Linked DNA regions of Homo sapiens: all the other regions are linked to region 1. Evidence: read pairs that join two places in POLR2A ChIA-PET (ENCODE). Cell type or tissue: GM12878. All regions are shown on one strand.

Region 1 (8,000 bases):
GGAGAGAAGAGGCAGGAGGCTGGCAGGATTCTTCCAGGTGAAACTGAGAAACTGGTCTTGGTCACTGTCCCAAAGCCAATTAAAATGGCTTTGGCCAGGACAATCTCTCCTGGACATCTGTCTACACCAAAAGTCCCAACGTAGAGCTGGAAGTGGTGCCTTCTTCCTCACCCCTCAAGGAAAGTTTGAAGGTCTGTACTTAAAGAGCCAACCTCATCACAATTGTTTTCTGAGCACCTCATCTCATTAGAAATGACAGCTAACAGAGAAAGGTAATTGCCCTGTTAAGGCATGTCAGGTATTATGTTAAAGTTTTACATATATCGTGGCTCCTAATTCATATTACCCCCATTTTACAGATGTGGAGACTGAGATTCAGAAAGGTGAAACCACTTGTGTGAGGTCCCCACTGTCCTTTAACCACAGCAATACTGCTTGCAAGACACAGAGGGCTCTTCTTTTAAAAAATCTTTTCTGGGCCGGAACCTGATAAAGAGTTTCCCAGCCAAGAGCAAACTTATGCAGTTAAAATTCAGTATAAAACACGAAAGAAGGGCTATGAGAATAGCTACCCCCTGCCCAGTTGTGTTGCAAGCTACCACTAGGCTAAGTTCGTAAGACACTTAAAAAAAAAAAAACCCCACTCAACGTCTCTTTCTTTTATTTTCATGAGGATAACAGCACTTCCTGCTCTTAAAGAGAATTTATTACACACATTTCTTTTGCAAGACAAGTCCCAGAGGCCAGGAGGCCCTTCCAGCTGGCGGAGCAGCAACGTTTCCAACTATAGAAGTGGATCCTGCCCCCCACCCCAGAGAAAGGCAGTGTGAGTCTCAGAAAGCAGGCACTTAGCCTAGCGGAAGGGCTCGCCCCAACCCGCCTGCCTCACAGGGTAGCAAAGGAACTGCTGGTGGGCTGGAAACTTGGCTCAAAACCACAAGGGCAAGCACAAAACCTTTTTTTGGATTCTCCTGTTTTATCTATCAAATTATGGGCATTTTGCATTTTACTGTACCATACGCCTTCATTGTTCTACTATAAAATGGCATTTCAAACATCTGGATAACACCTCTGCTCCTCAGAAGGCATCTTATTTATCCTGTGGTTTGGAGCCCCAACACAATCTGGCCACCCCTGTCTTTACCCTTCACCCAGGGTAGAAGGAGGATTCCATTTTTAAAAGCATGGGTTGAGCTAAGAAGCTGCATCTCCACTCGCTGTGTTTTTTGGGGGAGTGGGGGGTGGCACTCCATATAGAGGGACTTTCAAGGACACTGGGTCTGGGGGACACCCTCTTGCTGGCAGCAGAGGCTTCTCTCAGGCCCCTTCCCCAGGGACTAAGTGCTACACATTGGTGAAGGGCCTCAGTGGTACATGCAACTAGGGATGTACTAATTTGTCACCACAGCCTATAGAGGAGCTGACAGCTGAATCCCCACTCCCACCATCCAGGCTTCCAGCTCAGGGTGGCCTGCTTTACCCGACACTCCCCACCTCCTGCCCCACTCACCTCTGGGGTTCCCTTCACCCCCCAGGGCTCCATGAGTCTCGGGAAGGAGTCACATCTACAGATCATCAACTCCCTGGGAGGACCCAGGGCAGAACTCTATGATAAGGGCTCTGAGGCTCACTCGCCTGGGGTCACAGATGTCCTCGGGCAAAGCCTGGGTGTTTTGGCAAAGCCAGGCTGCACCTCCCATAACAGACACCTTCCTGTGTAGCACCTGCATCCTGCTGACAAAGGACAAGCTCCCCAGGGACAGGGCCTGTGCTTTCTGTCCCCAGCACTGAGCTAGGCCCACTAGGTACTCTTAAGCACTTGCTGATTTTGATCAGCATCAGCAGCTCCCGGTCCAGAGACCCAGGCCTCTGCCCACTGGCTGACTTCTGGGGACTCTGACTTCCTGAAAATGCAGCTTTCTACCTCAAGACAGCCTGCTTGGGGAAACCCCCACCGCTTGGCCTGCCCTTCCGCCTGTGTCTCTGCCCAGGCCAGAGGAGGACACTACCTCAAACAGTAGCCCTCCAAAACATGCGGCTGGCCTCCAGGTCTCTCCCAGAACTGTCCTTCACACCTCCGGCAAGTCCGGGGTGGGGCAAAAATTTGTTAATTCCCCAGCCCCTGTGGGAAGGACATGGAGTGGTGGACTGCCCCCACCCACACTCCCTGACGTTGCTTAGATCTTTGAACCAGGCTGGAGAGCCTCCCTCCCTCTCCTTCAACCTAGCCACAGCTTCCACTCCCCACCCCCTCAAAAATACTCAAAGAAGCTTCCAGGGAACAACCAAGCCAGGAACTCCTGTTTTAGGCAAAGGGAAGGGAAAAGTCTATGGCAGTTGTCTTTTTGCTTTTTTTGCTTTTTTTTGTTTTTGAGACAGAGTCTTGCTTTGTAGCTCAGGCTGGAGTGCAGTGGTGCAATCTCGGCTCACTGCAACCTCCGCCTCCTGGGCTCAAGTGATCCTCCTGCCTCAACCTCCTGAGTAGCTGGGATTACAGGTGTGCATCACCATGACCAGCTAATTTTTAAAATTTTTTTTAGTAGAGACAGGGTTTCACCATGTTGGCCAGGCTGGTCTTGAACTCCTGACCTAGAGTGATCTGCCTGCCTTGGCCTCCCAAAGTGCTGGGATTACAGGCATGAGCCACCGCACCGGGCCTATGGCAGTTGTTCTTAACCCTGGATCCCAATAGCAGGTCTTGTTAAAAAAGTACAGGTACTAGGGGGCACAGTGGCTCACGCCTGTAATCCCAGCACTTTGGGAGGCCGAGGTGGGCGGATCACGAGGGCAGGTCAAGACAAGCCTGACCAACATGGTGAAACCCTGTCTCTACTAAAAATACAAAAATCAGCCAGGCATGGTGGCGTGCACCTGTAATCCTAGCTACTTGGGAGGCTGAGGCAGGGGAATTGCCTAAACCCAGGAGATGGAGGTTGCAGTGAGCCGAGATCACACCACTCCACTCCAACCTGGGCGACAGGGTGAGACTCCGTCTCAAAAAAAAAAAAAGAGTACAGGTACTGGCCAGGTGCGGTGGCTCATGCCTGTAATCCCAGCACTTCCTGAGGCAGGCAGATCACTTGAGGTCAGGAGTTTGAGACCAGCCTGGCCAACATGGCTAAACCCCGTCTCTACTAAAAATACAAAAATTAGCCCGGCATGGTGGCAAGTGCCGGTAGTCCCAGCTATTCGGGAGGCTGAGGCAAGAGAATCTCTTCAACCCAGGAGGTGGAGGTTGCAATGAGCTGAGATCACACCACTGCACTCCAGCCTGGGGAACCAAGTGAGACTCCATCTCAAAAAAAAAGGCCAGGCATGGTGGCTCACGCTTGTAATCCCAGCACTCTGGGGGGCCGAGGCAGGCGGATCACCTGAGGTTGGGAGTTCGAGACCACCCTGACCAACGTGGAGAAACCCTGTCTCTACTAAAAATACAAAAATTAGCTGGACGTGGTGGCACATGCCTGTAATCCCAGCTACTCTAGAGGCTGAGGCAGGAGAATCACTTGAACCCAGGAGGCAGAGGTTGCAGTGAGCTGAGATCGTACCATTGCACTACAGCCTGGGCAACAAAAGCAAAACTCCATCTCAAAAAAAAAAAAAAAAAAAAAAAGGTATAGGTACCTAGGGTGCTACTCCAGACCATGTAAGTCAGAATACCTGGGGTGGGGTGGTATTAAAACAATAATCTCTGCTCTGTAAATTCCATTAGATTCTCAGAGATGTGTTCCACAAAGGGTTAAGCACTAACAATGGCTACACCATTTAGTGAGCCAGGCAAGGCCAGAAACTCATTGTGTAAATTATTATACTAGCTCCCTAGGCCAGGCTCAGGACTTCAGGGCCAAAAGATAGATAGCTCTGTTGGGATGCCATAGGCAGCAGAAGACAGCAGGCTGAGTTCTCAGGGGCAGCTCCACCTTTTCCTTCTACTGCCTTAAGGAGCTCCCAGGGCAGACTTCAGGCTTTGCGCACTTCCACCAAAAATCCTAGCCCAGCCTCCCAAGAATCCCAGGGCCCATGCCTTCAGCTCTCAGCTCGGAGGCCCGCACTCACTCCCCCTTCACTCTGGCTGAGGGAAGGGCCAGCCATTGGGCAAGGGCCAGATGGGAAGCTGGGCCTCCAGGCCTTAGCCCTGTCCAGGGTCCTGACTCCTGGTCAAGTGCTTTCTTCAGCCCTGAGGCACCTCACTTGCTGTAGAGTGCCCCTTGGCTTGCGCCCTTAGGGTGCACTGGGAAAGGGCAGCCCCTGAGAGGTCATCAAAGGGCATCCCTGCCTATCCCACCCAAACCCAACCCCAGCCCTTTCATAGCTGTTGGATTCACTGTGTCCCCCACCCCATCATTGCCCACATTTAGAGATGAGGAGACAAGTGAACCACGAGTTCCATGGCTCTGCAGCCACCAAGGAGGGGCTTTCCACAGCACACACATCACTCCGTAAGTGTTCCCACTGGGGACTCCTGCCACACTAAGCAAACCACATGACCAGCCTGACAGCCACCCCATAGGCTTCATACTCCAGGGGATTGAGTAGATGGGGCTCCCAGAACCCCTTTCACCAGGGTATCCAAGGCCCAGGCTCAGCAGACCATAAAGGCCCCGCCCAAGCCATTCACAGAAAGAGAAGAGAGCAGTCCGTGAGATTTAGTGCAAACATTCTCTGCCGCCAAATCCTCGCTTTCATCTCTGCCCTCTCATGAGCCAAATAACTTGGAAGCGTTCATTGATGGTTTCCTCTCTGCCCCAAGATAAGTTGGAATTTATGCCGGCCACGGCTCAACCTTGTCACTTAGAGGACTAGGAAAACCTCTCAGGCTGCTCTCCAGCCTACTGTGGGAGGAAAAGCTTGTGCTGGGCAACAGTTCAAGGGTTCTGGGCGGGGAGGACTTCATTGGCCCTTCTAGAGCCCAGGACTTGAGGTGGGGAGGTGTCTCCCAGGCAGACCTCAGAGCCTGCGGAGGCTCCTGGGCTTGGACCCAGGGCCACGTGGAGCTAGTCCCCAGCAGGGTTGGGCATCGATACTTGTACAATGGGTTTGACTATTTTTAGGTGTGGAAAGGTACAAAGGCTCTGGGCTGGAAAACCCAAGAGGCAGGGGAATTTTCTGCCCCATGCAAATTGCTCTTTCTTCTCAGCCTCCGCTGACACCTGTTTCCTCCCAGGCAGGCCTGATCCTTGGTGCAGATGGCAGCCTTGCGCCTGGGAGGTGGCCCATCCTCCCACTGGAGATTGGAGGAAGCAGAGCAAGGGCAGGAGACTGGCTTAAGTTCCCCCTGGAGTCAAGGAGATAAGCCAACCCTAGGAACTCCCCAAAACTCCCCATCCCACTTCAACTTGAACAGCTACAACAAACAGGAGATAGGTGGGATTCTCGAAAGACAGGTTCTTCATGTCTGAAATGGGCACGACAATTCTTGCCTTCCAGGACCAGGAAGGCACATAAAGGTAGCTACTGTTTTACTACTTCAACCACAGCAACTGGGGAGTCCCTGTAGTTCTCAAGACTGGGGTGAGGCTAGGCGCAGTAGCTCATGCCTGTAATCCTGACACTTTGGGAGGCCAAGGTGGGAGGATCGCCTGAGCTCAGGAGTTTGAGACAAGCCTGAGCAACACAGTGAGACCTTGTCTCTACTGAAAAAAAAAAAAAGACAAAAAAAAAAATTAGCCAGGCATAGTGGTGTGCACCTGTAGTTCTAGCTACTCGGGAAGCTGAGATGGGAGGATCACTTGAGCCTGAAAGTTTGAGGCTGCAGTGAGCCATGATTGCACCACTGCACTCCATCCTGAGTGACAGAGGGAGACCTTGTCTCAAAAGTAAAAAGGAAAAAAAAAAGACCGAGGGTGGGGAAGGTCCCAAACAACCAAGAGCCAGCAGGGCTCCCCAAGGCCCCACCTGCCTTTTGCTTCCTTGGCTGCGCTTAAGCACATCCCATCCCCCTACCAAGCAGGGCTACCCCAGGAGGGCAGTGAGAGCTTCAACACTGTCCCACCCCCACCTCCACCTCACCTCCAGCACTGCATTCCCCTCTCTTAACAGCATTCCCAGAGAAAACACTGTCTATACCCTACCCACCATGGGGCCATGGAAGTCAGGCTTGGGGGATGGGGCATCAGGTCTCAAAGAATCCCAGCCCCACCTCCCCAGGGGAGAGTCCTAGAGGAGGGCAGCTCCTGGAGGAGGCAAGGCGGAGTCCTTTTTCAGATGCAAGCCTCTGCAGAAGCCCCCCTCCAAGGGCTGGCTAAAGACAGTGGAGCCAGGACTGCATCTGTGGTGAGGTAGCATAGAGGAGGGGCCAGCATGGAGCAAAGACATCCTCTCCAACCCATGACGAGGGCCCCGCCACCAAACTCTGGGCCTTTCTGCCCTTGGCATTGTGAGCCCCAAGGATTTAAGGTCTTGGCTAAATGACCTTGCGATCCTCACTTTCCTTATTTTCAACAGGACTGAGAAATTCTGGGCTAGTTTTAATGATTAAAAAGGAGTGTCCAGCCCCAGTGCCTGGCTACTTCTTGGCTGTAGTACAGTGTCCTACTTAAGAGCCAGGATTGGCCGGGCGCGGTGGCTCACGCCTGTAATCCCAACACTTTGGGAGGCCGAGGCAGGTGGATCACCTGAGGTCAGGAGTTCAAGACCAGCCTGGCCAACATGGTGAAACCCCATCTCTACTAAAAATACAAAAATTAGGCCGGGCGCGGTGGCTCATGCCTGTAATCCCAGCACTTTGGGAGGCCAAGGCGGGCGGATCACAAGGTCAGGAGGTCGAGACCATCCTGGCTAACACGGTGAAACCCCGTCTCTACTAAAAAAATACAAAAAATTAGCCGGGTGTGGTGGCGGGCGCCTGTAGTCCCAGCCACTCGGGAGGCTGAGGCAGGAGAATGGCGTGAACCCAAGAGGCGGAGCTTGCAGTGAGCCGAGATCACGCCACTGCACTCCAGCCTGGGCAACAAAGCAAGACTCCATCTCAAAATAAATAAATAAATAAATAAATAAATAAATAAAATAAAAATAAAAATACAAAAATTAGCTGGGTGTGCTGTGTGCACCTGTAATCCCAGCTACTCGGGAAGCTGAGGCAGGAGAGGCATTTGAACCCAGGAGGCAGAGGTTGAAGTGAGCCGAGATCATGCCACTGCACTCCAGCCTGGGGAACAGAGAGAACCTCAGTCTCCAAAAAAAAAAAAAGAGCCAGGATTAAGACCCTCCATCTCTCCATCTCTCCAAGCTTCTGCAGCCCCATCTGTGCCAAAGGCTTCTTCTGTGGTCAGTGCAATGAATACCTTGTGGCATTAGCACTGAAGACCTACAAGAAGGAGCAATAAGGCCCTAGGGTGGGAGTTTTCAGGGACCCCAGAAGGAGGGTCCAGGTGTCCAGGAGTCTACCCACCCCCAGTGCGCTTCTCAGTTCCAGAGGCCATAAACCTCTACCTGCTGTAAGAAACATCCCAGGTCAAAGTAAGGAAGGCTTCAAATGCAGATGCCTGTGAAATGGGTATAAGGAACCTATGACTAATTGGATGGCTCTGAGGACTCCACCCCTTATCCCTGCACCAGCAAATCCTTATCACTCTTGGCTCGGCCTCCAAAATGTCACAAACCCTGCTGCTTCTCATTCCACTGCTACCACCCAGCTCTAAGCCACCACTATTTCCCTGCTGGATGACTGCAACTCTCCCTTCTCTCACAGCGGCCAGGGGGAACTTTCACTAAAACATCAGGCTGTGTCATTACCCTGTCTGAGATCCTTGAAAGGCTTCTCCCCTTGCTCAGTTCAATAGGAACATCTTCACAACAACCTGGAAGGCTGAGGGAAACTGGCCCCTACTCCCCTTCATTCCACTCGGCCACGCTGGCCTCCCTCTGCACTGCCCGTGCCCTCTGCCAGGAATGCTCTGCCCCAGTCTCCGCAGGGCAGCTCACTCTCACTCCCCACAGATCTCTGGGAAGCTCATCACTACCCACCTCGGAGGGCTTCTTTTCGTTCTGTCGGGGCCAGC
Region 2 (8,000 bases), 490 kb after region 1:
TGCCGACCATGGGTTGGCAAGCCACAATCTAGGCAGTGCTGAATCACTCTGGCTTGCCTGTTCTGCTGGCATGCAGGGTGCATAGCCTCTGCATTGGCACGCGGGCATGAGGAGGCGGTTATTGTAAAGCCCACCCTTGATGGCTGGGTGGAGTTGGGCTCAGCTCCTGGGGAGAGGGCAAGGTGGGGCCAGGGACTGTCTGCTGGGGCTGCAGTTCCCTGCAGAGAGGCTTGTGGAGAGGCCTTGGAGTGCCGGTCACGTTGCTGTGTCAGGTTCAGACACCCTCTGCCTCAGGAAGGCCCTGCTTGCTCAGGTCCCCTCAGTCCCTGGGAATGATAGGCTCCATCTTTGCTCTGTTCCCTATCTGGCCCTGATTAGAATGCAGTTTGCATGATCAAGGCTGGTGCAATGCATGGTCTGCCTAAGGTCTCTCAGGTGGCCTTAAGAGTCAGAGTCCTTGGGCCGGGTGCGGTGGCTCACGTCTGTAATCCCAGCACTTTGGGAGGCCAAGGCAGGTGGATCATGAGGTCAGGAGATTGAGACCGTCCTGGTTAACACGGTGAAACCCCTTCTCTACTAAAAATACAAAAAAAATTAGCCGGGTGTGGTGGCGGGTGCCTGTAGTCCCAGCTACTTGGGAGGCTGAGGCAGAAGAATGGCGTGAACTCAGGAGGCGGAGCTTCCAGTGAGCCGAGATTGCACCACTTCACTCCAGCCTGGGCGACAGAGTGAGACTCCGTCTCAAAAAAAAAACAAAAAACAAAAGTCAGAGTCCCTGGCTGGCCAGGGACAGCCCGGCTGCTGACCTGGGTCCGCTGGCCACTCACTCAGCCTTTTTATCATCATCAGCTTACAAAACAAGGACAGAAGTCAAAATAGTGAGAAGCAACTGGGCGTGGTGGCTCACACTTGTAATCTCAACACTTTGGGTGGCTGAAGCAGGCAGATTATTTAAGGTCTGGACCAGCCTGGTCAACATGGTGAAGCCCCATCTCTACTAAAAATACAAAAATTAGCTGGGCATGTGGCGGGTGCCTGTAATTCCAGCTACTTGGGAGGCTGAGGTGGGAGGATTGCTTGAGCCCAGGAGGTGGAGATTGCATTGAGCCAAGATCATGCCACTGCACTCCAGCCTGGGTGACAGAGCAAGAACTTGGTCTAAAACAAAACAAAACAAAACAAAAAACAGTGAGAAGTACCTTTTATTTTTGTCTGCCCATCAGACTGGCAAAAAATTTAAAGGACTAAAAATATCCAGTGTTGAAGCGAATGTAGGGAAATGGGTACTGCAATGTGGCAGGGGCAAGGGGGTCAAGACTGTTCTGAAGGGCCATTTGGCAGTACCTGTTAAAATTCAAAAGACACATATCCTTTTTTTTTTTTTTCAGATGGAGTTTCGCTCTTGTTTCCCAGGCTGGAGTGCAATAGTGCAATCTCTGCTCACTGTAACCTCCGCCTCCCAGGTTCAAGCAATTGTTGTGCCTCAGCCTCCCAAGTAGCTGAGATTACAGGCATGAGCCACCACACTTGGCTTATATAGATATAGATATAGATATAGATATAGATATAGATATAGATATAAATTTTTTTTTTTTGAGACGGAGCCTCACTCTGTCGCCCAGGCTGGAGTGCAGTGGTGTGATCTTGGCTCACTGCAACCTCCGCCTCCCAGGTTCTAGCAATTCTCCGGGCTCAGCCTCCCAAGTAGCTGAGATTAGAGGCGTGTGCCACCACAGCCAGCTAATTTTTGTATTTTTAGTAGAGATGGGGTTTCACCATATTGGCCAGGCTGGTCTCCAACTCCTGACCTCAAGTGGTATGCCCATCTTGGCCTCTCAGAGTGCTGGGATTACAGGCATGAGCCACCGTGCCCAGCCTTCACTTGGCTAATTTTATATTTTTAGTAGAGACAGGGTTTTACCATGTTGGTCAGGCTGGTCTCGAACTCCTGATGTCAGGTGATCCACCTGCGTCGGCCTCCTAAAGTGCTGGAATTATAGGTGTGAGCCACTGTGCCCAGCCAAAAGACACATATACTTTAGACTCAGCAGTAAACTTCTGAGAACACTTCATATAGAAAATCTTGGGCCGGGCGTGGTGGCTCACGCCTGTAATCCCAGAACTTTGGGAGGCTGGTGGAGAGGGGGGAGCGGATCACCTGAGTTCAGGAGTTCGAGACCAGCCTCAACATGGAGAAACCCATCTCTACTAAAAATACAAAATTAGCCGGGCGTGGTGGTGCATGCCTGTAATCTCAGCTACTCGGGAGGCTAAGGCAGGAGAATTGCTTGAACCTGGGAGGCGGAGGTTGCGGTGAGCCAAGATCGTGCCATTGCACTCCAGCCTGGGCAAAAAGAGCGAAACTCCGTCTCAAAAAAGAAAAAGAAAAACTTACACAATAATACAAAAACATTTTGCAATCCCAAGAATAACACAAAACACAAAAAGTTATGTTCAAGAATGTTCACTGGGGCTGGTGCAGTGGCTCATGCCTGTAATCCCAGCACTTCGGGAGGCCGAGGCTAGAGGATCACTTGAGCCCAGGAGGTGAAGGCTGCAGTGAGCCATGATCGCACCACTGTACTCCAACCTGGGCAACAGAGATAAACCCTGTCTCAAAAAAAAAAAAAAAAAAAAAAATTCAGTGCAGCTTTGTTGGCAATTGTAAAAAAGTAAAAAAGGCAACAGCCTTAATGTTCATCAATACAGTGATGTACACACTAGGCTACACATAGCTGCACATCTTTATGTACTGATTTATGCAAAAATCATATCTTGTAAGGTAAAAATAAATCACAGACCCCTAGATCTTTTTTTTTTTTTTTTTTTTTTTGAGACGGAGTTTCACTGTTGTCGCCTAGGCTGGAGTGCAATGGTGCTATATCGGCTCACTGCAACCTCTGCCTCCCCGGTTCAAGCAATTCACCTGCCTCAGCCTCCCGAGTAGCTGGGATTACAGGTGCATGCCACCACGTCCAGCTACTTTTTGTATCTTTTTAGTAGAGATGGGGTTTCACCATATTGGCCAGGCTGGTCTCAAACTCTTGACCTCAGGTGATTCACCTGCCTCAGCCTCCCAAAGTGCTGGGATTACAGGCGTGAGCCACCGCGCCTGGCCAATCTCTGGATTTAATATGATCTATTTAGGTAAGCAAGTTCTCTCTGTGTGTGAATGCATGTGTGCTTGCACGCCCATAGGAAAGGTCTGGAAGGATGTTAATGGTGCTTGTCTCTGGAAGGGGCTGATAACAATTGAGATAATGGGAGACTTTCACTTTTTAATCTATATAGTTTACAGGCATGTATTTACTTTTAAAGAAAAAAAGACAATTAAAAACAAAATAAGCAGCCGGGCGCGGTGGCTCACGCCTGTAATCCCAGCACTTTGGGAAGCCATGGCGGGCGGATCACCTGAGGTCAGGAGATCAAGACCACGGTGAAACCCTGTCTCTACTAAAAAAAAAAAAAAAAAAAAAAAAAAAAAAACATTAGCGGGGCGTGGTGGCGGGCGCCTATGGTCCCAGCTACTTGGGAGACTGAGGCAGGAGAATGACAAGAACCCGGGTGGCGGAGCTTGCAGTGAGCCGAGATCGCGCCACTGCACTCCAGCCTGGGTGACAGAGCGAGACTCCATCTCAAAACAAACAAACAAACAAACAAACAAAATAAGCACTTGTCCTCACATGTCACGAGGACCAGAATGCATGTACATGTATTTGTGCACGCCTGAGACACGGGGAAATCTCCTCCAAGGCTGAAAACTCTTCCCATGCCCCCCTTCCTCAGATCAAATCACCCCATAGCCACCACAGCGGGGTCCAACTGCCATTCCTAAGAAACAGACATCCCATATCCACCCTACACCCCACCCCTGTGGCTTCCTGGGGGCCACCTGCCCCATCTCCCAGAGCTGCCAGCCTGTCTCCTTTGTGGCTGCTTCCCACTCTGTCTATCCAGCATCCCCACCCCATGCAGCTGAGCTGTGGGCACCACCAGGGCAGCCATCCTGCCTTCTTTGCTTTCCGTTTATGTGCACAGAGAGGGGACTCAATCAATGTCTGGTGATCGACATATGACTGAACAATAAAGGAACGACCAGAGTTACACTGGGTGGGGACGGACCTCTGAGGTCACCTAGCCCACTTGCCTACCTGATGCCCAAATGCCCTCTGCTCGCCACCTCTAGCAATGGGGCAGTAACCACATTCCCAGGCAGCTCAGTCGCCGCTTCCTGTGGTAAGTGGTTCGTCAGGTTAATCAGGAGGAGGGCCAGTAACTGAGGCACTTCCCAGTTTGGCTGAAAGACTGTGGTCCAGTTGGGCGAGGTGGCTCACACCTGTAATCTCAGCACATTGGGAGGCCAAGGTGGGCGGATCACCTGAGGTCAGGAGTTCAAGACCAGCTTGGCCAACATGGTGAAATCCTGTCTGTACAAAAATACAAAAAAATTAGCTAGGCATGACGATGGGCGCCTGTAATTACAGCTACTCCGGAGGCTGAGGGGGAGAATTGCTTGAACCTGGGAGGCAGAGGTTGCAGTGACATAAGATGGCACCACTGCACTCCAGCCTGGGCAACAGAGCGAGACTCCATCAAAAGAAAAAAAAAAAAAAAAAGGAAGGAAGGAAGAAAGAAAGGAAAATAAAAGAGAAAAGAAAAGAAAGACAGACTATGGTCAGTTCTCAACAGGGAGAGTCTAGAAGCTTGCCAGGGTGAAATGAACTACCTCCATTTCTCCAGCCAGGAGAGCCCTGAGCCGCTGCACCTTGTTCCTGCCTGCTGGAGATTCATCCAGTTCCAGCAGGGCAGCCCCGCCCTAGCCACCATGCTGGCAGAGTAAATCAAGCATTAAAAACAAACTAATTAGTACTTCAGGGCAGTTTCATTCAAAAAATTACCACACTGAGAAGGTGTCTCATTTAGAACCGACTTAATTAAAAGACACCTTGTAAATTCCTGCAACAGATGAGGACAGTACTTTCCAGAAACGCCATAATTGAAATGTTTTACTGCTTATACCAAATGGTTATTAAATCCTTAATATCATAATTCCTTAAGAATGCCATTGTCAGTGACAAACAGCAGCTTGCACAACAAAGGAGCTGATTGTTCCCTCCTCTGGCCTGTAACCCACAGGAAGTCATAACGTAAGACTTCTCTGTTGCTGTACTTGGTTCTTTGCATTTTTAATGAGTAGGAGTAAATGCCAGCTCTGGGAGGAATCCACCATAAAGATAGAGAATGGAAAGAAGCCCTGTTTCTGACTTGTTGACTTGTGGTTTAGGGAAAAAGGCATCTTCCCTAGGTGAAGGCAGGCGCTGGTTGACTGCCGTATGGGTGGGCTGCCCTGACTGGGTAGCACAGAGATGCTAACTAAGTTGCCCAGCAAAGTGGAGGCTGGAGAGAAAGTCCCACCCATGCAATGTGGAATGGCCCGGAATGGGGCTGAGGGGGACAGGATGGGGTGTCCATAACCTGTTCTGTTTCCCCCCAGGCTTCCTCCCAGAGCAGCTGCCCTGGGGTGAGGTCCTCCGGGTCTGACTCCATGCAGGCTGCGCTCAGTGCTTCCTCCTGCAGGATCCTCCTTCCTGGCGCCTGCCCCTGGCACGGCTCACAGGAGCCCTAGACAATGATGGAGGGTTGGGCAATGGGTCCATTGACCCACAGCAAACTGACAAAATGCAGAGTATCCCCAGGCATGGTGGGTGCGGGTTGGAAGGGGGTTGTTTGTAGAATGGAGGGCTTTTCAGAAGGAACTGAAAGCCATCTTTTTGCTGACTTGCTGGGTGACCAGGCGAGTGGCATGGCCACTCCATGCTTCATTTTCCTCATTTAAAAAGAAAGTGGTGTTAGCAGGGCCTGGATTTGGAGTCAGTCTGATCTGAATTCAAACCCTGCTCAGTTATGCACTGTGGTATTTGGGGCTTCTGTTTCTTTTATTTCTTTCTTCTTTTTTTTTGAGACGGAGTTTCACTCTTGTTGCCCAGGCTGGAGTGCAATGGCGCTATCTCAGCTCACCGCAACCTCCACCTCCTGGGTTCAAGGGATTCTCCTGCCTCAGCCTCCCGGGTAGCTGGGATTACAGGCGTGCACCACCACGCCCAGCTGATTTTGTATTTTTAGTAGAGACAGGGTTTCACCATATTGGTCAGGCTGGTCTAGAACTCCTGACCTCAGGTGATGGCCCACCTCGGCCTCCCAAAGTGCTGGGATTACAGGCATGAGCCACCGCACCCGGCCAGGGCTTCTGCTTCTTAACTTTGCAAAGTTGGGGGAGCAACAGTAGCTCCCCACAGCATGGTGTCGGGGCTAAATGAGCATGTGTGTAGAGCACCTAGCACAGCGCCTGGCCCATGGCAGTGCTCAGGAAGTGGACTGAATAGGGGAGGGAGAAGCATCTTTCCTTTTAACCTTCTAGGTTCTCAGCAGGGACCCATAACAAAAGACAGCTTAACAAGAGAAAAGCATGCAAACTTATTTAATATAAGTTTTGGTTGAGCACGGTGACTCATGCCTGTGATCCCAGCACTTTGGGAGGATCACTTGAGCCCAGGAGTTCGAGACCAGCCTGGACAACATGGAGAGACCTTTGCCTCTACAAAAAAATACAAAAATTAGCCAGGCGTGGTAGCATGGGAGGATTGCTTGAACCTGCAAGGTCGAGGCTGCAGTGAGCCAAGATCAAGCTACTGCATTCCAGCCTGGGTGACAGAGTGAGACCTTGTCTCAAAAAAAAAAGTTTTACATAACACAAGAGGCTTCATAGAGAAATGAAGACCTGAAGACAGTTAAACCTGCGTTTTGTACCAGGTTTAATGAAGAGTGGAGAGTTGTGGGAAAAGGTGACAGGACAAAAGAGAATGAGGTCAATCAGAGTAGCAAACTGGGCAAAACCAGGAAAGCTTGACCCTTCAGATTTCTCTTTGTCTTCAGAGGTAAGAAGATGCATCTTCCTTTCCCGCTGGTGGAGGGAGGGCGCCTTTCAAATGAGGGGTTATGACCTGCTTCAGGGGAAGGTCAGAGAGTCCTTCTTGCTTGTACCCGCTGTTGCTCAGATTCCTTCAGCTTAAAATATTCGGCCTTATGCAGTGGCTCACCCCTGTAATCCCAGCACTTTGGGAGGCTGAGGTGGGCGGATCACCTGAGCTCAGGAGTTCAAGACCAGCCTGGCCAACATGGTGAAACCCCGTCTCTACAAAGATACAAAAATTAGCTGGGCATGATGACAGGTGCCTGTAATCCCAGATACTCGGGAGGCTGAGGTGGGAGAATCACTTGAACCTGGGAGGTGGAGGTTGCAGTGAGCCGAGATCGTGCTATTGCACTCCAGCTGAAGCAACAGAGCAAGACTCCATCTCAAAAAAACAAAAAAACAAAAACAAAAACAAAGCCAAAAAAAAAAAAAACAAACTGCCCAGGCACTAGGGGTAGTGTGTCCTTAACCCTGTTGATTGGTATTGATGATTAACATCATTTAATATCTGTAAGAAGAGAGATATGGAACAGATGGTGTCACATCCAGGTATTGAGCAAGGGGACTGGCTGACTCACTCAACAAGGTTCTCACAAATGATCAAGCTCACAGAAGGGCACTGCCTGAAAGGAAAAGGCAGTGGAAGAAGCTCTGGCCCCAAACCAAAATGCAAGTGACTCTGTAGCAGTCTTTTGTTTGAAGAACGTTGGTTAGTCTGGTTGCCCTAACCTGCAGAAGCATCCCAAGGCGCCTTCTTCACTGTAGCCCAGGCCTAGCCCACTGTGGGTGCTGCCAGAGCTGCTGTGGACTCTGAGAGCGGGCTCAGCATCAGAGCTGGGTTGGGACCATTGCAATCTGGAGGGCTGTGGGAGAGTTGGAGTTAGGGCCTGGCCCCCCTGGCTCCTGGGCAGTGCTCCTTCTCCATCTCACTGTCTGTACAGTCCAGACAGCTGTTGGCCCACAGGGTGCCTTCAAGGAAACTGGAAGAAGGTGCTCTGTCCTCCTCTAGCTGGAGGGCATGGGGTGG
Region 3 (8,000 bases), 330 kb before region 1:
TTGGGAGGCCGAGGCGTACTGATCACCTGAGGTCAGGAATTCAAGACCAGCCTGACCAACATGGAAAAACCCCGTCTCTACTAAAAATACAAAATTAGCTGGGCATAGTGGCTGCATGCCTGTAATCCCAGCTACTCAGGAGGCTGAGGCAGGAGAATCGCTTGAAACCGAAAGGCGGAGGTTGTGGTGAGCCGAGATCACGCCATTGCACTCCAGCCTGGGCAACAAGAGCGAAATTCCATCTCAAAAAAAAAAAAAAAAAAGAGAATGTAATTGGATTACTTGTAAATCAAGGATAAATTCTCGAGCGGATGGATACTCCAATCTCCCTGATATGCTTATTTCACATTGCATGCCTGTATCCAAACATCTCTGGGCCAGGCGCGGTGGCTCAACCCTGTAATCCCAGCAGTTTAGGAGGCCAAGGTGAGCAGATCACTTGAGGCCAGGAGTTCGAGACCAGCCTGACCAACATGGTGAAACCCCATCTCTACTAAAAAATACAATAATTAGCCGGGCATGGTGGCCCATGCTTGTAATCCCTGCTACCCAGAAGGATGAGGCAGGAGAATCACTTAAAACCCGGGGGGTGGCCGGGTGCGGTGACTCAGTCCTGCAATCCTAGCACTTTGGGATGCTGAGGCTGGTGAATTGCCTGAGCTCACGAGACCAGCCTGGGCAACACGATGAAACCCCGTCTCTACTAAAATACAATAGAAATTAGCCAGGCATGGCGGCATGTGCCTGTAGTCCCTGCTACACGGGAGGCTGAAGCAGGAGAATTGCTTAAACCCGGGAGGCAGAGGTTGTAGTGAGCCAAGATCAGGCCACTGCACTCTAGGCTGGGCAACAGAGTGAGACTCCGATTCTTAAAAAAAAAAAAAAGAATCCCGGTTGGGTGGAAGTTGCAATAAGCCGAGATCCTGCCACTGCACACCAGCCTCGGCAACAGAGCAAGACTCTGTCTCAAAAAACAAAAACAAAAAGAAACTCATTTATTCCATAAATATATACACCTACTATGTACTGGCAATTTTTTTTTCTCTTTTCTTTTTCCTCGAGACAGAGTTTCACTCTTGTTGCCCAGGCTAGAGTGCAATGGCGCAACCTCGGCTCACCGCAACCTCTGCCTCCCGGGTGCAAGCTATTCTCCTGCCTCAGCCTCCCGAGTAGCTGGGACTACAGGCATGCGCCAGCACGCCTGCCTAATTTTGTATTTTTAGTAGAGACAGGGTTTCTCCATATTGGTCAGGCTGGTCTCAAACTCCCGACCTCAGGTGATCCACCCGCCTTGGCCTCCCAAACTGCTAGGATTACAGGCATGAGTCACTGCACCCGGCCAAAAAATTTTTTTAATAATTTAAAAATTAACAAAAACAACAACAAAAACTACCAGAGATAATAAGTGAGTTTTGGAAGGTTGCCAGATAGAAGGTCACTATGCAGAAAACAGACTATATTTATATATGCTACCAAAAATCAAAAAAAACTTCTATTCACAGTAGCATCAAAAATAATAAAATATCTAAGACTCAATTCAACAAAAGAAGTTCAAGTTTTATACACTAAAACATAAAAAACACGGCTGAAAGAAATCAAGACAGATGAAAATCAGTGGAGAGACATACTATGTTCTGGATTGAAAGACAATATTGTTATGATGGCAATTCTGTCCAAATTGATCTATAGATACAACTCCTAAAAAAATCCTAGAGATTTGTAGAAATTGACAAACTGATCCTAAAATCTATATGAAACAACCAAAATGATTTTGAAAAAGTAGGAAGACTTACATTACCTGATTTCAAAACTTTAATTAAACTACAGTAATCAAGACTGTGGTATCGGCATAGGTATTAGCAGACAGATCACCAAATTAGACAAGTTAGCCCAGATATACACCTACACATCTACAGTCAACTGATCTTCAGTAAACATGACAAAGCAATTCCAGATGGAAAGGATAGCCAGTGCAGTGGCTCACACCTGTAATCCCATCACTTTGGGAGGCCGAGGCAGGCAGATCACGAGGTCAGGAGTTTGAGACCAGCCTGGCTAACACAGTGAAACCCCATCTCTACTAAAAATACAAAAAATTAGCCGGGTGTGGTGGCGGGCGCCTGTAATCCTAGCTATTTGGGAGCCTGAGGCAGAAGAATGGCATGAACCTGGGAAGCAGAGGTTGCAGCAAGCCGAGATCGCACCACTGCACACCAGCCCAGGTGACAGTGCCAGACTCCGTCTCAAAAAAAAAAAAAAAAATGGAAAGGATAGTCTTTCCACCAAATTGTGCTAGATTAATTGGATAGACACACACACACACACAAAATTAACAATGGGTAAAATTTATGATATGTAAATTATACTTCAATAAAAAGAAATAGCCGGGCGCCGTGGCTCACACCTGTAATCCCAGCACTTTGGGAGGCCGAGGTGGGCGGATCATGAGGTCAAGAGTTCGAAACCATCCTGGCGAACATGGTGAAACCCCCGCCTCTACTAAAAATACAAAAATTAGCTGGGCGTGGTGGCTCACCCCTGTAGTCCCAGCTACTCGGGAGGCTGAGGCAGGAGAATCACTTGAACCCGGGAGGCGGAAGTTGCAGTAAGTGGAGATCTGCCACTGCACGCCAGCCCGGGCAACAGAGCGAGATTCCCTCTCAAAAAATAAATAAATAAATAAAAATAAAAATAAATAACAACTAAAAAACATTTTTAAAATGCTGGAACAGTTAGGACAATTTTAACACTAGATGCTTGATACTTATAAACATTGTTGATTTTTTAAATTGTAATAGTGGTACTGTGCTTATGCTTTGAAAAAAGTCTTTAGGCCAGGTGCAGTGGCTCACGCCTGTAATCCCAACACTTTGGGAGGCTGAGGCAGGCAGATCACGAGGTCAGGAGTTCGAGACCAGCCTGGCCAACATGGTGAAACCCTGTCTCTAATAAAATACAAAAATTAGCCAGGGGTGGTGACTGGCACCTGTAATCCCAGCTACTCGGGAGGCTGAGGCAGGAGAATTGCTTGGACCCAGGAGACAGAGGTTGCAGTGAGCTGAGATCATGCCACTGCACTCCAGCCTGGGTAACAGAGTGAGACTCCAACTCAAAAAAAAAAAAAATAAGGCTTTATTTTTAGATATATGTACTAAAATATTTTAGGATAAAATATGACTTGGAGAATTTGCTTCAAAATAACTGAGGGGGACAGGGAGTGGGTGGGGCTATACATGCAAATAGATAGGTTTTGAATTTTTTTTTAATTTTTTTCTGGCTTTTATTTCAAAAGCAGGTATACTCATGAAAGGTCTTAACTTTTTAATTGCTAAAGCTTGGTGATGGACACATAGAAGGTCATTATACTCTATTTTTGCTTTTTGTATATGTTTGAAGTTTCCAAAACAAATTTTTTTAACACAACTTAAAAAAAAAGCCCTCTTTTTGGCATTTTTCTGACAGCCCTACAGTGAGTTACTCTGAAAAAATCATAATCTGCTTCAGTCATCATTCATTCTGCACCTGGCATAATGAGGATGTAATAGTACTTTGCAGTTGTTTTTATTTTTATTTTTTATTTTTGAGATGGAGTCTTGCTCTGTTGCCCAGGCTGGAGTGCAGTGGCGCAATCTCGGCTCACTGCAACCTCCACCTCCTGGGTTTAAACAATTCTCCTGCCTCAGCCTCTTGAGTAGCTGGGATTACAGACACATGCCAAAATGCCTGGCTAATTTTTTTGTATTTTTAGTAGAGACGGGGTTTCACCATGTTGGCCAGGCTGGTGTTGAATTCCTGACCTCAAGTGATCCTCCCACCTCGGCTTCCCAAAGCGCTGGGATTACAGGCGTGAGCCACTGCGCCCAACAGTTATTTGTTTTTATTATGTGACAGAGGAAGCACACCAGCCATTTAAGTAGCTCCCAACATTATTTAAAAGCCACTATCAGCTGGTCAAGGTGGTTCATGCCTGTAATCCCAGTACTTTGGGGGACCCAGGCAGATCACTTGAGTCCAGGAGTTCGAGACCATCCTGGGCAATGAGGCGAAACCCCTGTCTCTCCAAAATATACAAAAAATAGCCAGGTGTGGTGTTGTGTGCCTGTAGTCCCAGCTACTCAGGAGGTTGAGGTGGATAGATTGCTTGAGCTCAGGAGGTAGAGGTTGCAGTGAGCCGAGATCGCACCACAGCACTCCAGCCTAGGTGACAAAGTGAGACCCAGTCTCAAAAAAATAAAAACGAAAATAAAAGCCACCATCATCATCATTTATAAATGACTTTTTTTTTTTTTTTTGAGAGAGAGTCTCACTCTTTCGCCAGGCTGGAGTGCAGTGGCACGATCTCGGCTCACTGCAACCTCTGCCTCCCAGGTTCAAGCAATTCTCCTGCCTCAGCCTCCTGAGTAGCTGGGACTACAGGCAAGCACCACCACGCCCAGCTAATTTTTGTATTTTTAGTAGAGACGGGGTTTCACCATGTTGGCCAGAATGGTCTCAATCTCTTGACCTTGTGATCCGCCCGCCTCAGCCTCCCAAAGTGCTGGGATTACAGGCATGAGCCACCGCGCCCGGCCTATTTATGAATGATTTTTTAATCTGATACTTCTGAGCTTAAAGAGAATAAACACAATAACCAGCTTTTTCGGTGAAATCGTCTAAAAATTCACCTAAGGCTTAGGAATAGGCGGATGGACTGTAGTTTCACTTGCTATGCACTAAAATCATTAGCTAATTTATGAGATAAAACATGTTTAAAATATCAGAGTGAATAAAAATTGACATTACATGGTTTAAGTTTTACACATCTTAAGACGTTTGTTTCCTCTTTCTTCCTTTTTTTTTTTTTTTTTTTGAGATGGAGTCTCGCTCTGTCACCCAGGCTGGAGTGCAGTGGTGCGATCTCCACTCGCTGCAAGCTGTGCCTCCTGGGTTCACGCCATTCTCCTGCCTCAGCCCCCCTGAGTAGCTGGGACTACAGGCGCCCACCACCATGCCCGGCTAATTTTTTGTATTTTTTAGTAGAGACGGTGTTTCACCGTGTTAGCCAGGATGGTCTCGATCTTCTGACCTCGTGATCCGCCCGCCTTGGCCTCCCATAATGCTGGGATTACAGGCGTGAGCCACCGCGCCCGACTGGCATTTGTTTTGTAATACGAGTTCCTTGAGGATACTGACTTACGTCTTGTTTGATATGGGAGCTGCCACATTGTAGAGCAGATGCTCAGAAACTATTAAGGTTTGTTGAATTGTTAAGTCAACTGAAAACATAGAAAATTATTACTAATTAGGCCGGGCACGGTGGCTCACGCCTGTAATCCCAGCACTTTGGGAGGCCGAGGCGGCGGATCACAGGGTCAGGAGATCGAGACCATCCTGGCTAACACGGTGAAACCCCGTCTCTACTAAAAATACAAAAAATTAGCCAGGCGTGTTGGCCAGTGCCTGTGGTCCTAGCTACTTGGGAGGCTGAGGCAAGAGAATGGCGTGAACCCGCGAGGCGGAGCTTACAGCAAGCCGAGATGGCGCCACTGCACTCCAGCCTGGACGACAGAGCCAGACTCCGACTCAAAAAAAATAAAAATAAATAAATAAATAAATTACTAATTAAAATGGGTTTCTACTTAAAATATATCAGTATCTCTATGTATAAGAGTAGTTCCTTTTTGCCCCATACCCTCCATCAGATATAAAAATAATGTCCACTTTCACCTATAAAGGGTAGATTTTGGGCTAAACTAGAAAAAATATCATGTCTTTATATAGGCAGGGGTCATCTTAACCTGTCATATTTGGCTTGGATACACTCCTAACCACCTCCCCTCACCTTCTGTGCACATGCATGCAGGCACACACACTGCTCCATAGACTAGTTAATACTATGTTGCCACTCAAGTCAGAAACTGGGCGTCATCTTAGACTCCTCTTTTGTTTATTCCTGGCACCAAGTTTTATTACTTCTATATATCTCAGTTCACAATTTGTCCACTTCTTTCTTCCTCACTTTCCCAAACCTAATCTGAGTAGCTCATCCAAATGAGACTTTACTACTGTGCCTGACTCTGACCTCTGCTCCTCCGAGCCAACCTAAGCTATAAATAAGAGCAAGTCATGACCTTATTTAAATTTTTCCAATGGCTCGTCATTTGTCCTCAGAAGAAATCAGAAACTCTTTAGACTGATTTTCAGGGCTCTTCTATGATCTAGTCTGTTTCATCTCCCCTTCCCAGCGCGTGTTCATTGCCACCACCTACCATACACATTTACTTGCTGAAAGGTCATTCATGCTTTCCAGGCTTTTGCGTGTGTTTCCTTTCTTTAACAGTCTCTTCTTTCCACATACCAATCTCTACTCTTAGCTTAAATGTTATTTCTTTTTGGTTATTGTTGGAACCCCCACTCTCACCCACCCCCATTTACTCCAGAAATAGTAGTAGTCATCATATATATGTTTTTTGAGACAGAATCTTATTCTGTTACCCCGGCTGGAGTGCACTGGTGCAATCACAGCTGGGCTCACTGCAGCCTCAACCTCCCAGGGTCAGGGAATCCTCCCATCTCAGCCTCTTGAGTAGCTGAGACTACAGGCACAAGCCACCAGGCCTGGCTGATTTTTGTTGAGATAGGGTTTTGCCATGTCACCCAGGCTGGTCTCGAACTCTTGGGATCAAGCAGTCTGCCTGCCTTGGCCTCCCAAAGTGATGGAATTACAGGTGTGAGCCACAAGCACCTGGCCTTTCATATTGTATAAACTCTTCACTTGTCCAGACCTTTCACTAGACTATAAACCAGGAAGTAATCTAGTGTACCCAGAATAGTGCTTGGCTCAAATACGATATTCAAATCTTTGGTGAATTAACAATTTTTTAAAGGTAACTAGTAACAATTTAGTTTCAAAAACCTCAATTTGGTTTCATGTAATCTGTAGGTATGTGTGCTTCTTCATTCCACCCCAGTCTCCACCTACAAACCTTTACCTACAGATATGTGGTAGAGATTGCCATTAAAATCCATTCTCTCCCTCCACATTAATAACTGGACCTGGTTGTTCAAATAGGGACTATGCTTCCCAACACCTCTTGCAGCTATACGTAGCTTCACCTTATTTGCCTAATAGGGCTTGGACTTCCATAACTCCTCTCATCAGACTGGGTAAAATGAAGGCAACTAATCTTAGAAGCCATGTTTTTGTTTGTTTGTTTGTTTGTTTGTTTTTTTGAGACAGAGTCTCGTTCTGTTGCCCAGGCTGAAGCGCCCGGCCAGAAGCCATGTTTTGAAATTGGCAACATCACTGTGAGCTTAGGTCCTTGAAATTCTGCATGGAAAGCATAGGACAGTTATATGAGAAATATGCTAATTTTATCAGAGCCACAGCATTTTTTTAATTAAGAGAAGGGGTCAGCTGGGCGCGGTGGCTCACGCCTGTAATCTCAGCACTTAGGGAGGCTGAAGCAGGTGGATCACTTGAGGTCAGGAGTTTGAGACCAGCCTGGCTAACATAGCAAAACCCCATCTCTACTAAAAATACAAAAATTAGCTGGGTGTGGTGGCAGGTGCCTGTAGTCCCAGGTACTCGGGAGGCTGAGGCAGGAGAATCACTTGAACCCGGGAGGCGGAGGTTGCAGTGAGCCGAGATTGCGCCACTGCACTCCAGCCTGGGTGACAGAGTGAGACTCTGTCTCAGAAAAAAAAAAAAAAAAAAAAAAAAAAAAGGAAGGGGTCTTGCTCTGTTGTCCAGGCTGGAGTGCAGTGGTATGATCCCAGCTCATTGAAGCCTCAAACTCCTGGACTCAAGGAGTCCTCCCACCTCAGCTTCCCAAGTAGCTAGGACTACAGGCATGCACCACCACATCCAGCAATTTTGGGGTCTCTTTGTTACAACTATAATTACTGTAAGGACTAACTGCTACACAGGATATAAATAGGCAGGTGAAATGGAAGACTTAAGATATTCAGAAACACAATGTTAATCTAATAAAGATTAAAATTTCCCATAACATGAAAAA

What was found. Peaks named below come from ENCODE experiments on the same cell type or tissue, not always from the same donor. Only the 100,000 strongest peaks of a DNase experiment are listed, where the experiment ranks them.
Region 2: POLR2A ChIA-PET joins it to region 1 with 6 read pairs; 3 of 35 experiments call an interaction of 5 or more read pairs at or near these places.
Region 3: POLR2A ChIA-PET joins it to region 1 with 6 read pairs; 3 of 35 experiments call an interaction of 5 or more read pairs at or near these places.

Annotation. Positions count from the first base shown.
Region 1 is chr5:134,538,049-134,546,048 of GRCh38, reverse strand. JADE2 (jade family PHD finger 2) reads right to left here. Exons shown (of 12, transcript NM_001388185.1): 3 at 7,966-8,000. Among named protein-coding and RNA genes, the nearest start is that of JADE2, 16 kb to the right of the region's middle. RefSeq lists enhancers at 889-1,228, 1,489-1,588, 1,649-1,918, 2,019-2,248, 2,349-2,448 and 6 more. In GM12878, no CTCF peak of the experiment used is centred here; DNase peaks (open chromatin) are centred at 4,492 and 5,121; H3K4me3 peaks cover 3,549 bases; H3K27ac peaks cover 5,821 bases.
Region 2 is chr5:134,051,075-134,059,074 of GRCh38, reverse strand. It overlaps a transcript of VDAC1 not described here. Among named protein-coding and RNA genes, the nearest start is that of VDAC1, 50 kb to the right of the region's middle. RefSeq lists enhancers at 1-594, 6,686-7,261. In GM12878, no CTCF peak of the experiment used is centred here; no DNase peak of the experiment used is centred here.
Region 3 is chr5:134,863,534-134,871,533 of GRCh38, reverse strand. No RefSeq gene overlaps it. Among named protein-coding and RNA genes, the nearest start is that of TXNDC15, 6.8 kb to the left of the region's middle. In GM12878, no CTCF peak of the experiment used is centred here; no DNase peak of the experiment used is centred here.